Linked DNA regions of Homo sapiens: region 1 is linked to region 2. A link is an interaction called in ENCODE POLR2A ChIA-PET data of the cell type or tissue named here. Cell type or tissue: OCI-LY7. All regions are shown on one strand. Each heading gives the region's core, and the rest is flanking DNA. Links, peaks and the distances in the headings are about the cores only. Region 1 holds the start of MIR6734 (microRNA 6734). Region 2 holds the start of ST3GAL3 (ST3 beta-galactoside alpha-2,3-sialyltransferase 3).

The links. Peaks named below come from ENCODE experiments on the same cell type or tissue, not always from the same donor. Only the 100,000 strongest peaks of a DNase experiment are listed, where the experiment ranks them.
Region 1: POLR2A ChIA-PET joins it to region 2 with 5 read pairs; 3 of 35 experiments call an interaction of 5 or more read pairs at or near these places.

Annotation. Positions count from the first base shown.
Region 1 is chr1:43,361,101-43,365,366 of GRCh38, forward strand. It overlaps CDC20 (cell division cycle 20), which reads left to right. Exons shown (of 11, transcript NM_001255.3): 9 at 20-145; 10 at 1,095-1,212; 11 at 1,851-2,103. The coding sequence ends at 2,029. ELOVL1 (ELOVL fatty acid elongase 1) reads right to left here. Exons shown (of 8, transcript NM_022821.4): 3 at 4,086-4,266; 4 at 3,828-3,908; 5 at 3,638-3,694; 6 at 3,442-3,547; 7 at 3,224-3,360; 8 at 2,301-3,037. The coding sequence ends at 2,816. It overlaps MIR6734 (microRNA 6734), which reads right to left and starts at 3,615; the gene lies at 3,548-3,615. In OCI-LY7, for the core only: no CTCF peak of the experiment used is centred there; no DNase peak of the experiment used is centred there; H3K4me3 peaks cover 1,107 bases; H3K27ac peaks cover 722 bases.
Region 2 is chr1:43,705,743-43,722,666 of GRCh38, forward strand. ST3GAL3 (ST3 beta-galactoside alpha-2,3-sialyltransferase 3) reads left to right here and starts at 1,794. Exons shown (of 12, transcript NM_006279.5): 1 at 1,794-1,951. ST3GAL3-AS1 (ST3GAL3 antisense RNA 1) reads right to left here. Exons shown (of 4, transcript NR_125986.1): 2 at 14,729-14,809; 3 at 13,252-13,384; 4 at 3,650-3,793. KDM4A-AS1 (KDM4A antisense RNA 1) reads right to left here and starts at 1,599. Exons shown (of 5, transcript NR_033827.1): 1 at 1,317-1,599. It also overlaps the pseudogene LOC124904721. RefSeq lists enhancers at 1,229-1,746, 1,472-1,551 and silencers at 1,682-2,181, 2,212-2,261. In OCI-LY7, for the core only: no CTCF peak of the experiment used is centred there; no DNase peak of the experiment used is centred there.

The DNA of each region.
Region 1 (4,266 bases), core at 1-4,000, 350 kb before region 2:
CCACCTTTATTCCATCTAGGCCGTAGCATGGTGTCCCTGGCAGTCCAATGTCCTGGCAACAGGAGGGGGCACCAGTGATCGACACATTCGCATCTGGAATGTGTGCTCTGGGGCCTGTCTGAGTGCCGTGGATGCCCATTCCCAGGTAATCTTTTGCCTGTTCCTGCCTCTCCCACATGCATTCTTACCGGGCAACTACATTCACTCCAATGGCTTCACCAACTCTATGCCCTGGTGATTCCCAAACTTCTAACTCAGCTCTCACTCATGAGCTTCATTTCCAACAGTCTGTGGCTATCTCCAATCCTATGTCCTATAGGCACCACCACCTTGATCTGTCCCAAATTAACCTTGTCACTTCCCCTTGCCTCCCTGAAATGTGTTCCTTCCTGTCTCACATTGCTTTGGAATGGCAGAACCTGCTCAGAAATCTGAGAAACCTCCTAGAATTTTTCATCCTCCTCACCAGGATCTATCAGTTTTACCTCAAAATATCATTGACATCTGTCCCCTCCCCTCAGCCTCATCCTTCCAAGTGGAGGCCCACTACAATGGCTTCCTCACTGGTGTCAAGCATTCTTTGTTATCTCCTGCAATGCATCCTCCATGCTGTGGTCTGTTATACTGTACTGTCCTTAAACCTGTGATGGCTTCCCATCACTTATGGCATATAATCCAAATCCATTAGAAAGATACTTGAGGCTCTCTCCTTCCACTCCCCCCACATTCAGCCTTCACTGTAGATATGGACTCTAGAGCCAGATGGCCCAAGTTAAAATTCTGGCTCTGTCATCTACTAAACTTGAATGTGACCTTTGGCAACCTATTGAACTTCCTTCTGATTGATTCCTCATCTATCCAATGGATAATACAGATGCTCCCTGATTTAAGTCCCAGTAAACCCACTGTAAAGGTAAAAAATGGTTACATCAGCGAGTGTCTATAATTTGCCTCTCAAGGAACTTTTGTATGGACTATGATCATTCAACTCTGAGTCTGGAGCATGTGGCAGGGTGCCTAACACTAGAATGGGCTCAGTTCTGATTTAAGTAGCCTTGGCTATATGTCATGCCCACACCAGCTCCTCTCCACAGGTGTGCTCCATCCTCTGGTCTCCCCATTACAAGGAGCTCATCTCAGGCCATGGCTTTGCACAGAACCAGCTAGTTATTTGGAAGTACCCAACCATGGCCAAGGTGGCTGAACTCAAAGGTAAGTGGCTAGGTGAAAAGCCGGACATAAAAGGCCACATAATGTATGACTGAAATGTCCAGAATAAGCAAATCCAGAGAAAAAACACATTAATGGTTGCCAGGGGCTGAGAGAGGGTAATGGGAAATGTTGAAAATGTCTTAGAATTAGTTTTAACAGTTGTACAATTTTGTGAATATACTAAAAATCACTAAACTGTACACTTTAAAAGGATGCATTTTATGGTGTGTGAATTATATCTCAGTAACACCATTGAAAAAAAAGGGAGGAGGCCAGGCACGGTGGCTCACGCCTGTAATCCCAGCACTTTGGGAGGCTGAGGCGGGCAGATCATGAGGTCAGGAGATAGAGACAATCCTGGCTAACATGGTGAAGCCCTGTCTCTACTAAAAAACACAAAAAATTAGCCAGGCGTGGTGGCAAGCACCTGTAGTCCCAGCTACTCGGGAGGCTGAGGCAGGAAAATGGCATGAACCCAGGAGGCGGAGCTTGCAGTGAGCCAAGATTGCGCCACTGCACTCCAGCCTGGGTGACAGAGCAAGTCTCAAAAAAAACAAAAAGGTAGGTGGGTGGCCCAGTGCCTCCTTTATGGCTATGGCTGCATCAGCATTCGTATGTACTGTTCTCATTTGCTCCAGGTCACACATCCCGGGTCCTGAGTCTGACCATGAGCCCAGATGGGGCCACAGTGGCATCCGCAGCAGCAGATGAGACCCTGAGGCTATGGCGCTGTTTTGAGTTGGACCCTGCGCGGCGGCGGGAGCGGGAGAAGGCCAGTGCAGCCAAAAGCAGCCTCATCCACCAAGGCATCCGCTGAAGACCAACCCATCACCTCAGTTGTTTTTTATTTTTCTAATAAAGTCATGTCTCCCTTCATGTTTTTTTTTTAAATCTGTTTCAGCTAATGCCTTTCTTCTTTCATGACCTATGTCCCAGCAGCCTTCCTAGGGGCTCTACTCTACTGGGATCAGAGAGCTAGATATGTCCTGTGGGAGCCTGGACCATCCATCCCTCTTGTTTGTGGACAGGGCTAAGCGTGTTGTGTTCCCCCACCTCCTCTGTTCACATACGTATACACACAGCCTCCGTGGTTTCCTCTGTCACTTTTAATTAAGACACAAGTTGAGTAAGCAGCCTCCACAGGCTGTATTCCCAGGCCCCCGCCCACCCTGACCTTTGGCCCAGAAGCTACTGCTTCAGTGTGTGGGGTGGAGGAGTGAGACTGGGTCCACAGTGACATTATTGCTGACCTCTTCTGTGTGAGGAAAAAGGCCACGAGACCCTTTGTGGGGCCAGCCCTGAGTGCTCCTCTCCCAAGTTTTAAGGCAGGGAGGGGGAAATAACTGTACAGCCCTTTTAGCCCCCAGCTCTGGAGTGGCAGACAGCAATGAGGCCACATCCCTGGAGCTGCCCGGGGGAAGTGGGTGAGGAACCAAAGCCGTGGTCCCTGTAGAGCAGCTGTGGGGAGGGGAGGGCCAGTCCCCTGCTCAGTCCTGACCACATAAGCCTTGGTCACAGGTGTAGGTGGAGAGGGCACTGACGGACACTGCCCTAAGGTGCAGTCCTGAGGCACTTAGGTGGGCGCCTATCTAGGCCATGCTTCTCAGTTGGCCTTGACCTTGGCAATACCTGGAGCTCCATTTTGCTGAAGTGCACGGGGCAGCCGCTTGCCCTTGGTATAAGAGTGATACCAGAAGTTGGAGAACAGCATGAAGAAGATGGTGCCATACATCCAGATGAGGTGAATAATGACTGGGTACTGGTAGTTACAGCTGGACATAAAGTAGTACTGGGAGATGTGCAGTGAGACCAGGACAAACTGGATCTAGGATAGAGAAAGACCAGGGTCAGAGGGAATAGTGAGAGGACTAGAGGGGAAGAGGGGGTAGAGAAAGAGACAAACGTTGAGTAGGGAGAGATGGGGTCAAAGGTGAGACAGACTGGATAAAGGCAGGATCCAGGCTAGGAATGTGGGGGGATGGTTATAGGTAAGTCAGGCCAAGCCCCTCACCAGCTGAATGGCTGTCATGTGCTTTTTCCACCAAAGGTAGGGTTGTGCCACAGGGCCAAAGGCAGATAATCCGTAGTACAGGTACATTATGACATGCACGGAAGAGTTTATCATGGCATGGAAAGAGCCCATTCCTCCTGTGAGTGGACAATAAGACAGGGTCAGCAGAGTCCAGCCTCTGGTGCCCACCCTTTCCCATAGTGGCCTTCACCACTCACCCGGGGCAATCTTTACCCCCCACCACCAGCTCCAGGGAAGCACAGAGTGATGGAAGACATGTAGGAAGGTCACCTGCCCGTCTTTCTTTCGGAGAATAAAGATCACCTGAGAGAAGAGTGAGGGAAGGGGATTCAGAACCTGGGCTTCTCCACCTCATTCTCCCCTCAAGTTCTCACATCTCATATAACTACTCACTGTGTCCATCAGCTCAATGAACTTGGAGAAGAGGAAGAGCCAGGCCACCCGAACCATCTGCAAGAAGTTGGGATAGCCTTAGGACCTCATACACTATTCTAAGAGCCTCCCTAAACTGGGCCTTGAGCACAGGCCCCAAACTGGTCATATCTACCAGGTTGCTTATGACCTAGCCCCAGCCCCTACTTACCCTAAGTGCCTCAGGGCTGTTGGAATAGTCCACAGGGTCACAGCGCCAGGTATAGGTGCTCAGCCAGCCCGACATCAGGAACTGGGAAGGGATGTGGATTAGACCACCAGAGTTCTCCCTTCCCAGCCATCCCTCCCCTTCGCTAGCTGAGGACATGGATCTGAACCTCTCTGGAAAGGAGAAATGCCATGCTCTGGCTCTATGGCCTGCTCCTTATCCTGCTGACAGAAATTAAAGCCCGGCATCCCAGGGGCCCACCTCATAGACAATGTAGAGGGAGAGTGCCACCAGTGAGAAGTTGTAGACAATCATGAAGCCACGGAGCTGGAAGGGCTTCCGATTAGCCATGATGCGAGGCCCAAGTGAGAGAACGAAGTACACGTAGGTCAGGAGAATGGAGGTCATTAGCAAGGGGGACCCCATCAGAGGGTAGCCCTGG
Region 2 (16,924 bases), core at 5,165-9,164:
CTTGCTCTGCCTTAGAGACGGGCAAGATGAGGTAACAGAGGAAGCACCAGACCAATGAGTCCTCTCAACAGAGTATCTCTCACTGCTGCCCCATTTGATACATCTTTGTTGAACTGGCCTAAGTTCATGCCAGCATCTGTGCTCTATACAAATTGTGGAACCAGTGGGAAGGATGGGTGCATTTTAGGTGCTTGAAAAGCAAGGGACTCAACCTCCAGTGGGATCCTCAGATTGCTCTCCGAGCTGTCTAGTTGGTGAGAAGCTTCCCTGGAGGAAGACCCAATCTCCTTTGGCTGGTAGATCCCTGAGGTCAAAGTGGACAAGGATGGGGAACCACAGAGCAGGGAGGGGGGCAATGAATAGGTGCAGGACTTGGGTGCCCCGGAGCTGCACCGGCTGGCCCTTAAACAGCCAGGCACTTCCTGTGGCATGGCCCTGTCCAGGTGCAGGAGAGGCTTAGGTCAGTTCAGCTGCTCTGGATGCTTCCTTGTGTCCCTGGGGGTTGAGAGGTGGTTGCTACTTGGTATCTCATTGTGGAGAAAGGGAGGTGCAGGAGGTGATCTTTTCTATGTCAGCTCCCTCCTGGGGCCCAGGGAGGGAAGTTGGCCTTTTTTTTTCTTTGCCCACACTCCACTTGGGGATTCCCAGGGGATGTAGCAAGGGAGGCTGGGCAGAACCAGGCCTTAGTGGATTGGTGAGAGAACACTAATCCATACATCTTTGGAAGAGAGGAACACTTCACCAGCCTTTTTACACAGGATCCCTACCTTTCTCGATGACCCCACTGCCTCCAGGGGTGGGCGCTGGGTTTAATCCCAGCAGTTTTTACTCAACAGCTGACCAGTTTTCCAGAAACTGCACTTTTTTTTTTTGGTCAACCTAATAACTCTTAGGAAACTGCAACTCAGGTGATCCAAATCACACAGACCGGCCCGTTCTCTCCCCTACTGGCTGCCTATGCAGTCGGGTCGACCTCAAGAGAACTGGCCCCAGCCAAAAGCGGCACCTCCCGGCCTGCCAGTCCCTTCCTGCCTTAGGCAGCTCCTCCCAGAAGCCTTTTTGTAGGGCAAACTGCCTTCCCTTTGTAAGGTAGGGCCTTTGGATCCAAGGTTGCAGTTTAAAGACCACCCCGACTTTGTTGAGGAATTAAGTTTTAAATTCCGCCCCAGGCGGATAACACCAGGGCTCAGCCGCAGGAATGAAAAAGGAGTGGGAGGGCTGCAAAGTGTACGTGGGGCTTGGAGGCCTTGTGCCACGCGCGGACTAAAAATGTTCTACGAGTCTCTTAACGCTCACCCCCGTGCCCCCTTACCCACCAGGGCCCACGGAGGTCCGAAGCTTTCGGCCTCAGTGAGCGGAATGGGTGCGCTCACGACCTGGAGGGCGAGATGAGATGTCCCTCGGCGTGAAGTGGCCGTGACTACCCTAGCACTTTGCGTTCCCCGCGCGGGCGACGAAACACGCTCTCGAGGGGAGAGAGCCGTGCGTCCTCTGGGCCGTGAAGCCAGGGGAAGAGGGTTCCTCTAGACAGCTCGATGTGCCCGGGAGAGACACCCACGCTGAACCTGCAAGCTGGGGTGCTCCACCAGCGCGAACCTCTCGCCCCGCACTCGCCGCAGCACTGCTCTCGTGGTAGGCGGGGTGGGCGGGACGGCAAATCCGCGGCTCCTGCGTCTATTGGGCTGCTCGGGGCAGCGCAGCTCCGCATTGGCCAGGCCCTCGCTCCGCCCGGCTTCCGCGAGCCCATTGGTCGCAGGCGCCCGACCGGGTCGCGGCCGCGCGCTCCGCCCGCCGCTGCGTCCCCACTATGGCGGCGCCCATGCAGCCCAGCGCGTTGTGGGCTCCCGCCGGGGTCCCCCGCGGCTGTCGCCGCCGCCTACGCCGCTGCCTCCGCCTTCCTGCCCCGCGTCGGGCCGGGCGCCACCTCCCCCCTGCCTCCCTCTCCGCTGTGGTAAGGGCCTGCCCAGTGCGCTTCGGGGCGCGATGGCTGACCGCGAATAACGGTCGCCGCTCCGCCCCGCCCCTCCCCCGCCGGCCGCGGGTCCCGGGCTGGGCGGGGCGCGGAGCCCGCGCGCTAGTGCCCGGGAAGGCGGGGTCGGGGCACGGCCCAGTCGTCCTTCGGGCTGGGGGCCCAGTACCTGGATGACCTCTCCTGGGTGGGGGCCGCCGAGCCTGGGGGAAAGGCCGGCCGGACGCAGGCCAGGAGGTCTGAGATCATCTCCGTGTGAAACCCCGCAGCGCTGCGCACCTTGGCGCAGAGCACGGACACCGTCATTCGGGCCCTGCTGTGGGAAAAGGAAAGAAAAGTCCAGGGAGCGCCTGAGCGGGAATCGGCAGCGTTTGGGTAGCGGTTGTCATTGCTTACTGCTCTAGCGGGGGCCAGAACTGGGGTCAGTTTGATCGGCAAAGTACGCCTCTCTTGCTTCCTTTCCTTCTGGCACTTTCCCCCGTTGTGTCCTCGGTGCTTTTGCTTGCAAGAGAAAATATCTTAGTGAGGAGGGCAGGTTTGGTTAGGAGAGTGTCCCATGAACATTTTGGATTCCTTTTTACAACAATGTCCATTTTTATGATTCCTCAGTAAGCCTCATTTATGTTTCCTTCACGTATGAGGAAGGAGTGAAACCTGATAACTGAATGTAATTAATTGAGGGAAGGACCAGTGAAGGCGGCTATTACCTCAGAAAGTAAAATACTCAAACTTTTCAGTGGATGTACTGTGAATTATAGATAGCTGGACATTAAGGTAGGAAAAAACTCTTATTAGGTTACTAAAAGTAAGATAGTCCCCATGACAAATTAGGTTGTTTCTAAGGCAGAATTATCTTGTAGAGATGATCACTGAAATGTTTGGTGTACTTTCAAGTCAACAGAGGATTAAAAGGAAGCTGGCACAGAAATTTATAGCCAAATGATACTTTCAAATAATCTCTTAAGGCAATACAGCTCCTCCTATGATTAGAGATTCTTAAGGATATTTTGAGATATTAAGTGGTGAATCTCTCCATTTCGCGTGTCTAACTGTCTAACCATGGTTTAATAAAAATAAAATGTTAACGATGAAACAAGACATTCATGTTCTCAGAGACTAACAGACTTTGTATCAATCAATGGAACGCCTCTTGAGTACATATTTTATGCAAGGCATTGACTGAGGGGAAACTCAAAACCATTTAAGATAAGAAACTTGCTCTAATGGGCCTATAATATACTTGAGGGAATAAAGCACACACATGACAATGATAACTGTGATATGGTCTCTAGAATTCCAAGATGGTAGGTACTCTGAGAAACCGAGAAAAGGAGAAATCCATGTGTTTGAGGAAGGTTTCACAGGGAAGCTGAGGCTTGAATTGGGTCATGAAGAGTGGGTAGCCGGCTGTATGAAGGGGAAGAAGTGAGCAGATGAGAAAGTGAGGATGACAAAGGTGCAGGGGAACCTGAGATGCTCATGGGTGGTTCCAGGGGGTTTCTTAGCAGAAAAAGCAGGATATGAGGTTGCACAAAAGGTAGGTTGATGGCATTAATCCAAGAGGTACCTTTGTCCTGTGTGGTGCAAAGAGTAAACAAGTAATAGAATTTACTTCAAAGGAAGCTGTAGCTAACTATCAGGAATACAGTAACACTTTACTTGTCATTGTCACTTTTTCTTTTTTCTTTTTTTTTTGAGACAGGGTCTCCCTCTGTCACCCATGCTGGAGTGCAGTGAATGTGGCTCTCTGCAGCCTTGACTTTCTGGACTCAGGCGATCCTCCCACCTCAGCTTCCCAAGTAGCTGGGACCACAGGCAGGTGACCTGGAGAATTAAAAAAAATTTTTTTTGTAGAGACAGGGTCTTGTCATGTTGCCCAGGCTGTTCTTGAACTCCTGGGCTCAAGAAATCTTCCCACCTTGAGTTCGAGACCAGCCTAGCCAACATGATGAAACCCCGTCTCTACCAAAAAAAAAATACAAAAAATTAGCCAGGCGTGGTGGCAGGCGCCTGTAATCCCAGCTGCTCGGGAGGCTGAGGCAGGAGAATCGCTTGAACCCGGGAGGTGGAGGTTGCAATGAGCCGAGATCGCGCCAGTGCACTCCAGACTGGGCAACAAGCGTGAAACTCGGTCAAAAAAAAGAAAGAAAGAAATCCTCCACCTCAGCCTCCCAAAGTGTTGAGAATATATGCGTGAGCCACCACACCTAGCCCATTGTCGCTTTTCTGATTCACCTCAGCTACTTGGAATAACAGTTCTCTCAACCCAGAAGCGGCACCTCAAGTTTATTCTTACTTTTCTTCTTTTTTTCTCCCCGTGTTTTTGGTTGGGTGCCAGGTCTTGTTGACCCTACTTCCACACTGTTTCTGGCATCTGCTTCTATTTTTGAGTCAGAGCCTCCCTCTGTTGCCCAGGCTGGAGTGCAGTGGCCCCATCTCAGCCCACTGCAACCTCCACCACCTGGGTTAAAGTAATTCTCCCGTCTCAGCCTCCTGAGTAGCTGGGACGACAGGCGTGTGCCACCACACCCGGCTAATTTTTGTATTTTTAATAGAGACGGGGTTTCACCATGTTGGCCAGGCTGATCTTGAACTCCTGATCTCAAGTGATCTGCCCACCTTAGCCTCCCAAAGTGCTGGGATTATAGGCATGAGCCACCATACCTAGCCTGGCATCTGCTTCTTTTCACTCCTACTGTCATCACACTGATCTGGGGCCATTGGACCATTCCTGTGAATTACCACAGAAACCCCCTAACATTTTTTTCCTTCCATCCATCATGTGTATTGCCATCACTTCCAAGTTTGTCACTTCTCCAGCCAGGACTTTGAATGGCTCCCCATTATCTGTTGCGTTAGGCACAGACCAGCCTGGCATGGGCAATATGGGCAAACTGATTTCTTGCCATTCTGTTATATTTTCCAGGTCAATGGAACTATTTGCTCTTTGTGCTTTGCTGTTTGTGCTCTGTATCTTTGCTCATGTTGGCTTTTTCTATCTTAAATAGTCTCCTTGACTTTAATTGTTCTTACGTATGTTTCAGGGCCATTTGATACGGAACTTCCTTTGTGAAGCTTATCTGTACTTTTTCTTCCCATCTAGATGAGCTGTCTCTCTTCTTTAAGTTTAAACCACCATAACATTAGAGTCTGCCTTTTTGCGATAATTGCCTTAAATCCTGCTTCTACCCACAGTATAAGACTGAAGCTATTTCAAGACATAGACTGTCCTCTTCATCATCCAACTTTGTACATAGTAGGTACTTGGCAAATATATTTTATATTGAAAATAGCTTTGAATCAGGATGGATGCAGAGATAATTCTTTATCCAAACAAAATGTTTATCATTAAAATCTATAAATAAAGTTGTTTATGTGAGAGAATCCCTTACTGAGAGATCTGTATTGACATAGATAGCTTGGATTAGGCTGCACTAACAAAAACCTCAAGACTTCAGTGGCGTAACAGAACAAAACTTGACTTCTCATTCATGTGACGTGTCCAGCATGAGTGTACAGGAAACTCTTCACAGTTACTCAGGAACTGAGGCTGATAGAAACTCCATCTTAATATGGTACTGCCATGACCATTTTGATTAAATGAAAAGATAGTGGTCAAGTGGACACTGGCTTTTCAAGTTTCTGTCCCACTATGGCACATGCCACTTTCATTCACATTTTCATTGGCCAAAGCAAGTCACATAGCCATGCCTAACTTTAAAGAAGGTTAGAGAATTTCAGTGTTAGCATATGTCTGGGAAGCAAAGAGCCAGAAATATTTGGTGCATAGCACTAATGACTACTACCTCATCTGGGGTATCACAGCCCATTGAAGATTAGAGGTAGCACATCAGATGGGCTGCTAGAGACAAACATTGACAGTAGCAAGAAATAATAGCTCTAACCAGGCATGGGGTAATGGTAGATTCAGAGTCAAAACTCTTCCAAGCACTTGTAAATGCTCACAGGCCAAGGGTGTTGATACAAGGGCAATCTGTTACATCCGAGTTATGACACAGTCATTCCTGAGGAATGTCTTTTACAAAACTTACTATGTTACAGCATTCTTAGTAACAAATACAGCAATGGTTCTGAGATAGCAAAAAATAAAAGTTAAATTATATTCAGGGTATTCAATTTATAAGAAATTGGGAAATGTGTAATAATTTTAGGTGCATTTTCACTCAAATGGTTAAAATTAAAAAGTAATCTTAGTTTAACCTTACTGGTTTAATTGAACCTAGCAAACTTGGTATTTGGGGAGGAGGTTTCACTTTTGACAGACAATAGAAACAGTGCTGGTTGGAGCCCTGGTTCAGGAAACAGATTTGGGTTCAGATCTTGGCTCTTCCACTATTAATAGTTGTCTGACATTAAGCAGGAATCTTATTTTTGAGCCTAAGTTTCCTCATCAGTGAAATGCATGGGGCAGTTGTGAGAATTAAACAAGTCAGTTCATGTAAAGTGCTTTGCAGAGCACGTGGTTCACAGTAAGCACTCATGATCACAGTGCTTCTAACCAGCTGCAGCAAGGTTAGAAGAAACTTGAGAAATCAGGTAAGGAGCCCTCAGAAATACAGGTAGAAGGGTTCCCCTGGATTTCCCCACCTTTTTTCTCCCTTGGACAGCATCCCTACGATCTCTTATTTTCACATTTTTCATATTTTATGTGAGTGTATACATTTCTTTCTCTCCTACTAGACCAGGTGCTCTCATCATCCACAAATGTGTACTGAACATAAGCTCTGCCAGGCTCTGTGCTAGGTGGTGGCTTGATAGGTATGAAGGACATGTCCCTGGCCTCAAAGAACCTCCAGTCTAGTAGGACCAGAAGCAAGTAAAGAATACATTATAACCAGAAGCAGAATACATTATAACAAGGGCTGTGGTTGAGGGTCTTGTGGGATCTTCTAAAAGCGCACCTGATATCGTGGGGAATATGAGTACTGGTTTTCTAGGGAAGTTCACATCTGACCTACATCTTGAAAAATCAGTAGTTATTAGCTGGGTGGATATGGGTTTAAAAGGCTTTTCACACAGGCAACAATGTGTGCTGTGGCCTAGAAGCAAAGAATGTGGCTACATCCTAAAGACACTGGTGTGGCAGGAGTATGGAGCCTGTTGGGGGAGTGTGTGGGAAATGAGGCTGCAGAAATCGGTCAAGAATAGATTGTGAAGGTCTTTGTGAGTTATGAAGTTAGAGCTTTATCCTGAAGGTGATTAGGTGCCACTGAAGGATTTGAAGATAGAAAGTGACTACTTTGTCAGCTTTGCCTTTCAGGAACATCACTGTGTGGAAGAGGCAGAATAGTGAATAGCTATTTCCCTCACATGGGGAGTTCTGAGGTTTGCATCCATAGTACCATGCCTACTACACAAGAGTCATAAAATATTTATGCAGGATGAAGGTTAGAATGAGGTAAGACTGGACGGAAGGATAGTTACGCTGGTGCAACATGTGAGCGGCATGTCTGTGTGCTTCCTAGGGCTAGATGAGCAGCAGACCAGGATTTCAGTCATAGCCTGGCCAGTTTCTATTGTGTCACCTTGGATAGGCTTCAGAATGTCATGTCTTCTTGGTTTTCAAATTTGGAAAATGAGGACAAAAATTCCTACCTTGCCAGGTTGCTCTGAGGATTGGAGGGAATAGGTGTAAAAAGCCTGGTCTTGAGCTATTAGTAGATCTATACAAGTAATAGTTTAATAATAAAAAACAGTTATAATATTTCTAATCTTTAGTATATTACCTGGTTCATGGTAGGTGATCACTAGTCTTAAATCTCACTACCTAAAGATGCCAACGTTGTGGGATTTTTTTTTTTTTTTTTTTTTGAGAAAAGTACTCACTCTATCACCCAGGCTGGAGTGCACTGGCATGATATGATCACGATTCACTGCAGCCTCAACCTCCCAGGCTCAGGTGGTCCTCCCACCTCAGCCTCCCAGATAGCTGGTACCACAGGCACTCACGCACCACCACGCCCAGCTAATTTTTTGTGTTTTTTATAGAGATGTGGTTTCACCATATTGCCCACGCTGGTCTCGAGCTCTTGGGCTCAAGTGATCTGCCCAGCTCTGCCTCCCGAAGCGCTGGGTTTACACGCGTGAGCCACTACGGCCAGCCACGTTGTGGTTTTATTTTTGCATTTATTTTAGGTCTTACTAACAAGGATATGCATTTTAAGTGATGGATGATGCTAGGCTGGGAGTGTTAGGCATAAGGGAATTACTCTGAGATCAAAAAGAGACAGTTGATAAGAATGCCATACGGGCCGGGTGCAGTAGCTCATACATGTGATCCCAGCACTTTGGGAGGCCGAGGTGGGTGGATTATCTGAGGTTAGGAGTTCGAGGCCAGCCTGGCCAATGTGTTGAAACCCCGTCTCTATTAAAAATACAAAAAGTAGCTGGGCATGGTGGCAGGCGCCTGTAATCCCAGCTACCCAGGAGGCTGAGGCAGGAGAGTCACTTGAACCCGGGAGGCGGAGGTTGCAGTGAGCCGAGATCGTGCCACTGCACTCCAGCCTGGGTGACAAGACAGGGAAACTCCATCTCAAAAAAAAAAAAAAAATCCCATACAAATTTAAACATTGTTGCTGGGCGCAGTGGCTCATGCCTGTAATCCTAGCACTTTGGGAGGCCGAGGTGGGCGGATTGCCTGAGTTCAGGAGTTCCAGAACAGCCTGGGCAACACGGTGAAACCCCGTCTCTACTAAAATACAAAAAAAAAAAAAAAAAAAAAAATTAGCTGGGCATGGCAGCGTGCACCTGTAGTCCCAGCTGCTCTGGAGGCTGAGGCAGGAGAATTGCTTGAACCTGGGAGGCGGAGGTTGCAGTGAGCCGAGATCACGCCACTGCATTCCACCCTGGGCAGCAGAGCAAGACTCCATCTCCAAAAATAAAAAATTTAAACATTGCTTAAATGCCAACAGTTTATATGGCATTTAGCTATTCCCAACCCTTGCTCAGAAGTGACACAAATGTGTGTGACCATAATATACTCATCAGATGGGGTTGCTAAAACATACACACTTCTCCTCGGCCTGTCATTGCTGACTTCTTCCCCCTGAAATTTTGCTCCTCCTCAGTCATCTTCTGATGATTTTTTTAAAGATAGTAATGGAAGTTTAATTCATATTTATTTTCCATTAGATTCTTTATATGATCATCCTGGCTTGACATGAGTTCCTCCTCTCTCAACTCCTGTAGAACTTAATTTATGTTACTCTGATGAAATGTCATCTACTGCCTTGGCCCATTATTTGTCTATGTATCATAAATTTCCTCTTCCTTGATGTCAGTTTTTCTTGCAAAGTAACTGAAAGGTGGCATGTTTATGTATTTTTAACACAGCTTAAAAACTCACTGAACCCTTTTGTTTGGAATATGTTAAATCAGGAAATTCTGTTACTGAGGATTTAAAGAATGTAGCAGTTGTTCTCTTTGGTCTCGGGATTCCCTTAAAGTTTAAAAATTATTGAGTATTCCCAAATAACTTTCATGTTTGTGAGTATTGTCTGTCGATATTTAATGTTTTAAAAATCACTGAGTACAAAAAAAAAATGATAAAAAATGTTCATGGCTGTGCGCGGTGGCTCACGCCTATAATCCCAGCACTTTGGGAGGCTGAAGTAGGGGGATCACTTGAGCTCAGGAGTTTGAGACCAGCCTGGGCAACATAGTGAAACTTCATATCTACCAAAAATACAAAAAAATTAGCCAGGTGTGGTAGCACATGCCTCTGGTACCCCCTACTTGGGAGGCTGAGGTGGGAGGATTGCCTGAGCCTGGGAGGCAGAGGTTGCAGTGAGCCGAGATCATGCCACTACACTCCAGCCTGGGGGACAGAGTGAGACTCTGTCTAAAAAAAAAAAAAAAGTTCAGCCTGGGTAACATAGTGAGACTACATCTCTTCAAAAAATTAAAAAATTAGCCAAGCATGGTGGCACATCCCTGTAGTCCCAGCTACTAGGGAGGCTGACAGCAGGATTGCCTGAGCCTAGGAGGTTGAGGCTGCAATGAGCTGTGATCATGGTACTGCACTTCAGCATGGGTGGCAGAGTGAGACCCTGTCTCAAAAATCACAATAACCCACAAGCATGCATACTGTTAACTGTGAGAAGAATCGTGGTCACCTCATCATGTTATATAACCTCTAGAAAACTGCTGGACTCTCATAAGAGAATGAGAGTGAACAAGGCAAAGAATGTCTTAGATTGTGAAAATAGTTCTAAACTCATGGACCCCCTAAAAGGGTCTTGGGGACCCTTGAGGGTCCTTGGACTACACTTTGAGAACTGCTGGTATATAGTTACGAGTTTTTGTGTGACTTTTATATCCTTCTGGTAACAACATAAGAATGGAAACATTAAAAACGTCTATTTTCAAAATGCACTCAACAGTTTTCTTTAAAAAACAGCTAGTTTCTAGCCTCTGATAATATTAATGGCAAAAACCACAATTATTTTTGCACCAACCGAAATAGATGTTTATTTTGGAAGGGCAGCTGTGTGTATTTTTGGAGTATCTGCTAGGTGCCATACTGTTTACATTTGCCATCCCAGGAAAGGTCACCAAACTGAGAACAACAACATTTTTGTAGAAGAAAATTATGTAACTGCTCTTTAAGTTCTAGAACTCTTATAAGCACTTGGTGACATGATAACTGGAAAACTTTTTCGTGGTGCAGGTTTCAGAGTTTCTCGCTGTCTCATTGTCAAGTTTAGTTATGATCCTATTTAAAAGATCCTATTACGGGCTTGCTTTGGCAGCACATATACTAAAATTGGAACGATACAGAGAAGATTAGGATGACACACAAATTTATGAAGTGTTCCATAAAAAAATCTTTTTAACATCCAATTTTTACGGAACTAACCATATTGATGTCATCTGTACTACATGAACCGTACTACATTAGGACGTGAATGAGTGAATGGCGGTACCACACACTCTACACTGTGGAATTTTCACACTTCCTGAGGAGTCTTCCTGAACCTCATGTGCGACAGACATCTGACTTAGGGACTGCATGAGGAGGCCGGTGTCCATGAAATTAAACACCAAGAGAGGTTTATAAATAGGAGGTGTGGTATTTTTCTTCCAATACCCTGCTGAATCACTTTGAGTGCCCTTCGAGGTGTACATCCCGTACATCCCCTCTTTGAGGGCAAATGGCCTGGGCTGTTATAATGGCTTCTTCTTGCTCTGTGCTTAGCCTTCTCCAGTCAGTTCTCCATATTGCTACACGAGCAACCTTTCTAAAACATAGATTTACGTCATTTGTTTATGTACGTGGTTCCTCATTGCCAATGGGATAAATTTCAGACTCCTTAGCGTGGCTTGTAATCCCTCTCCTGCCCTTCTGCTTCAGCTTCCCAGAGTCAGTTTAATTCAGGCAACGCCTCTGAAGCTTTTCCTGAGCCTCCCAGACAATTATTAATTCCCATAATCTCATAACATCTGTTCCTTGTTTATTCCATAACTGCACGAATCACCCTGCTCCTTGAGGGCAGGCACCACTCCCTGTGTGTCCGCTGCTTTACTCAGGTGTGTAACAATGACTTTTGCTGGGACTGATAAGATGGCATAGCTGGTAGCATAGTTCCAGCATAGTTACTTTGCAATAGTCCAGCATAGTTTTTCTAAAATATGTCTTTCCTTTCTGAAAAAATACATGAGCAGATAAACAATATGGAACTACTGCATAGGCCTAAAACATGTAAAGTCTCAGAAATAATAGCAAGGAAAGGGAACATTTATATTTTGTTTTTCTTTTTTCTTTTCTAATTTTTTTTTTTTTTTTGAGGTGGGGCCTTGCTCTGTTGCTTAGGCTGGAGTGCAGGGGTGCAGTTACAGCTACTGCAGCCTTGACCTCCTGGGCTCAAGTGATCCTCCCACCTTAGCCTCCTGAATTGCTGGGATTACAGGTGCACACCACCATGCCCCGGTAATTTTTTTTTCTTTTGTATTTTTTTGTAGAGATGGGGTTTTGCCATGTTGCCCAGGCTGGTCTCAAACTCCTGAACTCAAGTGATATGCCCACCTTAGCCTCCCAAAGTATTGGGATTACAGGCGTGAGCCACCGTGCCTGGCCTGTATTTTCTAATGATGTATTTTACACATACAAGAACAGAACAAATAATTATACCTATCATGAATTTTTTTTTTTTTTAAATGAGACGGAGTTTCACTCTTGTTGCCCAGGCTAGAGTGCAATGGCATGACCTTGGCTTACTGCAACCTCCACCTCCCGGGTTCAAGCGATTCTCCTGCCTCAGCCTCCCGAGTAGCTGGGGTTACAGGCATGTGCCACCACACCCGGCTAATTTTTGTATTTTTAGTAGAGACAGGGTTTCTCCATGTTGATCAGGCTGGTCTTGAACTCTTGACCTCAGGTGATCTGCCTGCCTTGGCCTCCCAAAGTGTTGGGATTAGAGGCGTGAACCACCACGCCCGGCTCTATCATTAAATCTTTTTTTTTTTTTTTTTTTTTTGAGGCAGAGTCTTGCTCTGTCGCCCAGGCTGGAGTGCAGTGGCGCGATCTTGGCTCACTGCAAGCTATCCCTCCCTGGTTCACGCCATTCTCCTGCCTCAGCCTCCCGAGTAGCTGGGACTATAGGCGCCCGCCACCATGCCCAGCTAATTTTTTGTATTTTTAGTAGAGATGGGGTTTCACTGTGTTAGCCAGGATGGTCTCGATCTCCCGATCTCATGATCCGCCCGCCTCGGCCTCTCAAAGTGCTGGGATTACAGGCGTGAGCCACTGCGCCTGTCTATCATTAAATCTTAATATGCCATCTTGCTTGAGTTTTTTTTTATTTTTTAAATAAAGAGAACATTACATTTTTACTGAAAGCCTTCCTAATGTGTTTTTCCCTTCTTCTCCCTCCTTCAACAGAAAAAAGCCACTGTTTGAGTTAAAGGTGTTTAAAGTTCCCATACGTGTTTTTATCCTTCTGCTACATCTTTTTTTTTTTTTTTTTTTTTTTTTTAGGATGGAATCTTACTCTGTCACCCAGCCTGGAGTGCAGTGGAGTGATCTTGACTCACTGCAACCTCCACCTCCCAGGTTCACATGATTCTCCTGCCTCAGCCTCCCAAGTAGCTGAGATTACAGGGGCCCACCACCACGCTTGGTTAATTTTTGTATTTTTAGTAGAGACAAGGTTTCACCATGTTGGCCAGGCTGGTCTCAAACCCCTGACATCAGGTGATCTGCCTGCCTTGGCCTCCCAAAGTGTTGGGATTACAGGCGTGAGCCACCACACCAGGCCTCTTACCTGCTTCTAAAGGGAGTACCTGGCCAGTGACAAAGTATTTTTCAGCTTTACTCTTCTGTTCTCTGTTTTTAAAACCATTGTAGATCATTTGATTTCTACTCAGGAAGTCACTGACTACTCATCTTGCAGGAGTCTGGATCCAATTAAAAGAGAGAAATCACATGGTAATTTGAACAGATAAGGTTTAATGTAAGAATTACTTAACTATTACAGAGAATTGGCGTAATGCTAGATTGGCTAATAAGAAGTAAAGAAATAAGCACATAGAAAGAGGGTTAACATCATCAGCCTTCAGGGGAGTGTAGATCAAAACTACCATGAGATGCTACCTCACACTCTATGGTGGCTGGAATCAAAACAGCAGATAAGAATAAGCGGTGGCTTGGGGCCAGGCACGGTGGCTCATGCTTGTAATACTAGCACTTTGGGAGGCCGAGATGAGCGGATTGCCTGAGCTCAGGAGTTCGAGACCAGCCTGGGCAACATGTTGAAACCTCGTCTCTGCTAAAATACAAAAACAAATCAGGCGGGTGTGGTGGCGGGTGCCTGTAATCCCAGCTACATGGGAGGCCGAGGCACGAGAATTGCTTGAACCTGGGAGGCTGAGGTTGCAGTGAGCTAAGACCATGCCACTGCACTCCAGCCTGGGCAACAAAGTGAAACTCTGTCTCAAAAAAAAAAGAATAAGCGGTGGCTTGGGAGGCTGAGGTGGGCGGATCACTTGAGGTCAGGAGTTGGAGACCAGCCTGGCCAACATGGCGAAAGCCCGTCTCTACTAAAAATACAAAAATTAGCCGGGTATGGTGGCATATGCCTGTAATCCCAGCTACTCTGGAGGGTGAGGCAGGAGAATCACTTGAAACTGAGAGGCGGAGGTTTCAGTGAGCCGAGATCATGCCACTGCATTCCAGCCTGAGCAACAGAGCAAGACTCTGTCTCAGAAAAAAAAAAAAAAAAAAAAAAAAAAAAAGAATAAGCAGTGGCTCACACCTATAATCCCACCAGTTTGGGATTTGAAGTGGGAGGATTACTTGAGCCCAGGAGTTAGAGACCATCCTGTGCAACACAGTGAGACCCCATCTTTACAAAAAATAGAATAATTGGCTAGGCATGTAGTCCCAGCTGCTGAGGAAGCTGAAGCAGGAAGATCGCTTGAGCCTAGGAGGTTGCAGCTGCACTGAGCCAAGGTCATGACACTGCACTCCAGCCTGGACCGCAGAGTGATACCCTGTCTCTTAAAGAAAAAAAGAATAAGTGTTAGAGCTGGTGATGTGGAGAAATTGGAATGCTCATTCACTGCTGTTGGGAATGTAAAATGTGTAGCCACTTTGGGAAACACGCTGTCATTTCTTCAAGCAGTTAAACATAGAATTACCATACAACCAGTAGATGTCATTCTAGGTGTCCTAGTCCATTTTGTGTTACTATAACAATAGCTAAGACTGGATAATTTATAAAAAACAGATTTATTTCTTACAGTTTTGGAGGCTGGGTAGTCCAAGATCAAGGGGCTGGCATGTGGTGAGGGCCTCCTTGCTGTATCATCTCATGGCAGGACCTGGAAGGGCAAGAGAGAGTGAGGGAGAGAGAGAAAGAGACTGAACTCACAGCCTCAAGCCCTTTTATAATTGGCATTAATCCGTTCATGAGGGTGGAGCCCTCATGACCTAAATACCTCTCATTAGGCTTCACCTCCCAGCACTGTTGTATTGGAGATTAAGTTTCCAACACATGCTTTTTTGGGGGACATGTTCAAACCACAGCTCTAGTTACATACCCTCTTCCACTCTTAGGTATATGCCCAAGAGTATGTCCATACAAAAATGTATACGTGAATGTTCATAGCAGCGTTATTCAGCCAAAAAGTAGAAACAACCCAGATGTCTTGCCAGCTGATGAATGGATAAATAAAATATGGTATATTCCTAGGATGAAATAGTATTCAGCAATAAAAAGCAATGAAGTACTGGGCCAGGCATAGTGGCTCATGCCTATAATTCTAGCACTTTGGGAGGCCTAAAGCAGGAGGATTGCTTGAGGCCAGGAGTTCAAGACCAGCCTGGGAAACATAATGAGACCCTTGTCTCTACAAAAGTAAAAAATCAGCCAGGTGTGGTAGTGCATACCTGTAGTTTCAGCTACTTGGGAGGTTGAGGTGGGAGGATCACTTGAGCCCAGTAGTTGGAGGCTGCAGTGTGATATGATCGTACCACTGCACTCTAGCCTGTGCAACAGAGCAAGACCCTGTCTCTTAAAAAGAAAAAAAAAAGAAGAAAAGAAATGAAGTACCTATAATTAAACCTTTTTTTTTTTTTTTTTTTTTTTAATGAGACGGAGTTTCCCTCTTGTTGCCCAGGCTGGAGTGCAATGGCATGACCTTGGCTTACTGCAACCTCCACCTCCCAGGTTCAAGCAATTCTCCTGCCTCAGCCTCCCAAGTAGCTGGGATTATAGGCGTGTGCCACCCCACCCAGCTAATTTTGTAGTTTTAGTAGAGACGGGGTTTCTCTGTGTTGGTCAGGCTGGTCTCGAACTCCCGACCTCAGGTGATCCGCCCGCCTCAGCCTCCCAAAGTGCTGGGATTACAGGCATGAGCCACTGTGCCTGGCTCTTTTTTTGTTTTGTTTTGAGACAGAGTTTCGCTCTTGTCCAGGCTGGAGTGCGATGGTGTGACCTCGGCTCACTGCCACCTCCGCCTCCTGGGTTCAAGCGATTCTCCTGCCTCAGCCTCCTGAGTAGCTGAGATTACAGGCATGTGCCACTGCGCCTGACTGATTTTGTACTTTTAGTAGAAACAGGGTTTCACCATGTTGGTCAGGCTGGTCTTGAACTCCTGACCTAAGGTGATCTGCCTGCCTTGGCCTCCCAAAGTGCTGGGCTTACAGGCGTGAGCCACATACCCGGCCCCCTCATGTATTTTTTTTCAAGCACACTGTAACTGATTGAATAATCAGTTAGTCAACAGACAGTTTTTGAGCACCTACCAGGGATAAAATGGTGAACAAAATAGACATGTTCCCTGCCTGGATCAGCCAGAATATAAATATTAAATTATTGTAAATACTTAGAAAATTATAAGTGCACAATGTAATGGGATAGGGATATATGGGTGTGGTAGGACTATATGACAGGGAAACCTAACCTAAAGCCTGGAGACAGGTAATGCTTCCCTACAGAATTAAGGTTTTAGCTGAGACGTAAAAGATAAGTAAGAGTTGGCTAGATGAAGTGGTGGGGTCAGGAGGGCTTCAGCCTGACATTGGGAAGTAAATAAAGCGGTGGGTCAGAAGGGCTTCAGCCTGACATTGGAAAGGCATGATAAGTTGAAAACACTGAGAGAAGCTCCATGTTGCAGGCTCATAAAAAGATGAGGTGGCAAGAGATGTGGAGGAGAGGTGGGAAGGGGCCAGATGTCTAGGCTTTGTTTAAGGAGTCTGAGACTTTACCCTAAAGAAAATGGGAAATGTATGAAGTTTAAGCCTGGGAGTGAAATAATCCTATCACATTGGCTGCTGTGTGGAGAATGAATTGGGCAGGGGCAAGAATGGATGTAGGAGGCTTACTAGGCTATTGTAGTAGTCCATGCAAAAGGTTATGGTGACTTGAATTAGGATGGTGGCAGTGAAGAGGGAGGGATGTGTGGCTTCAGGAAGTATTTAGGGATAAAATTTGT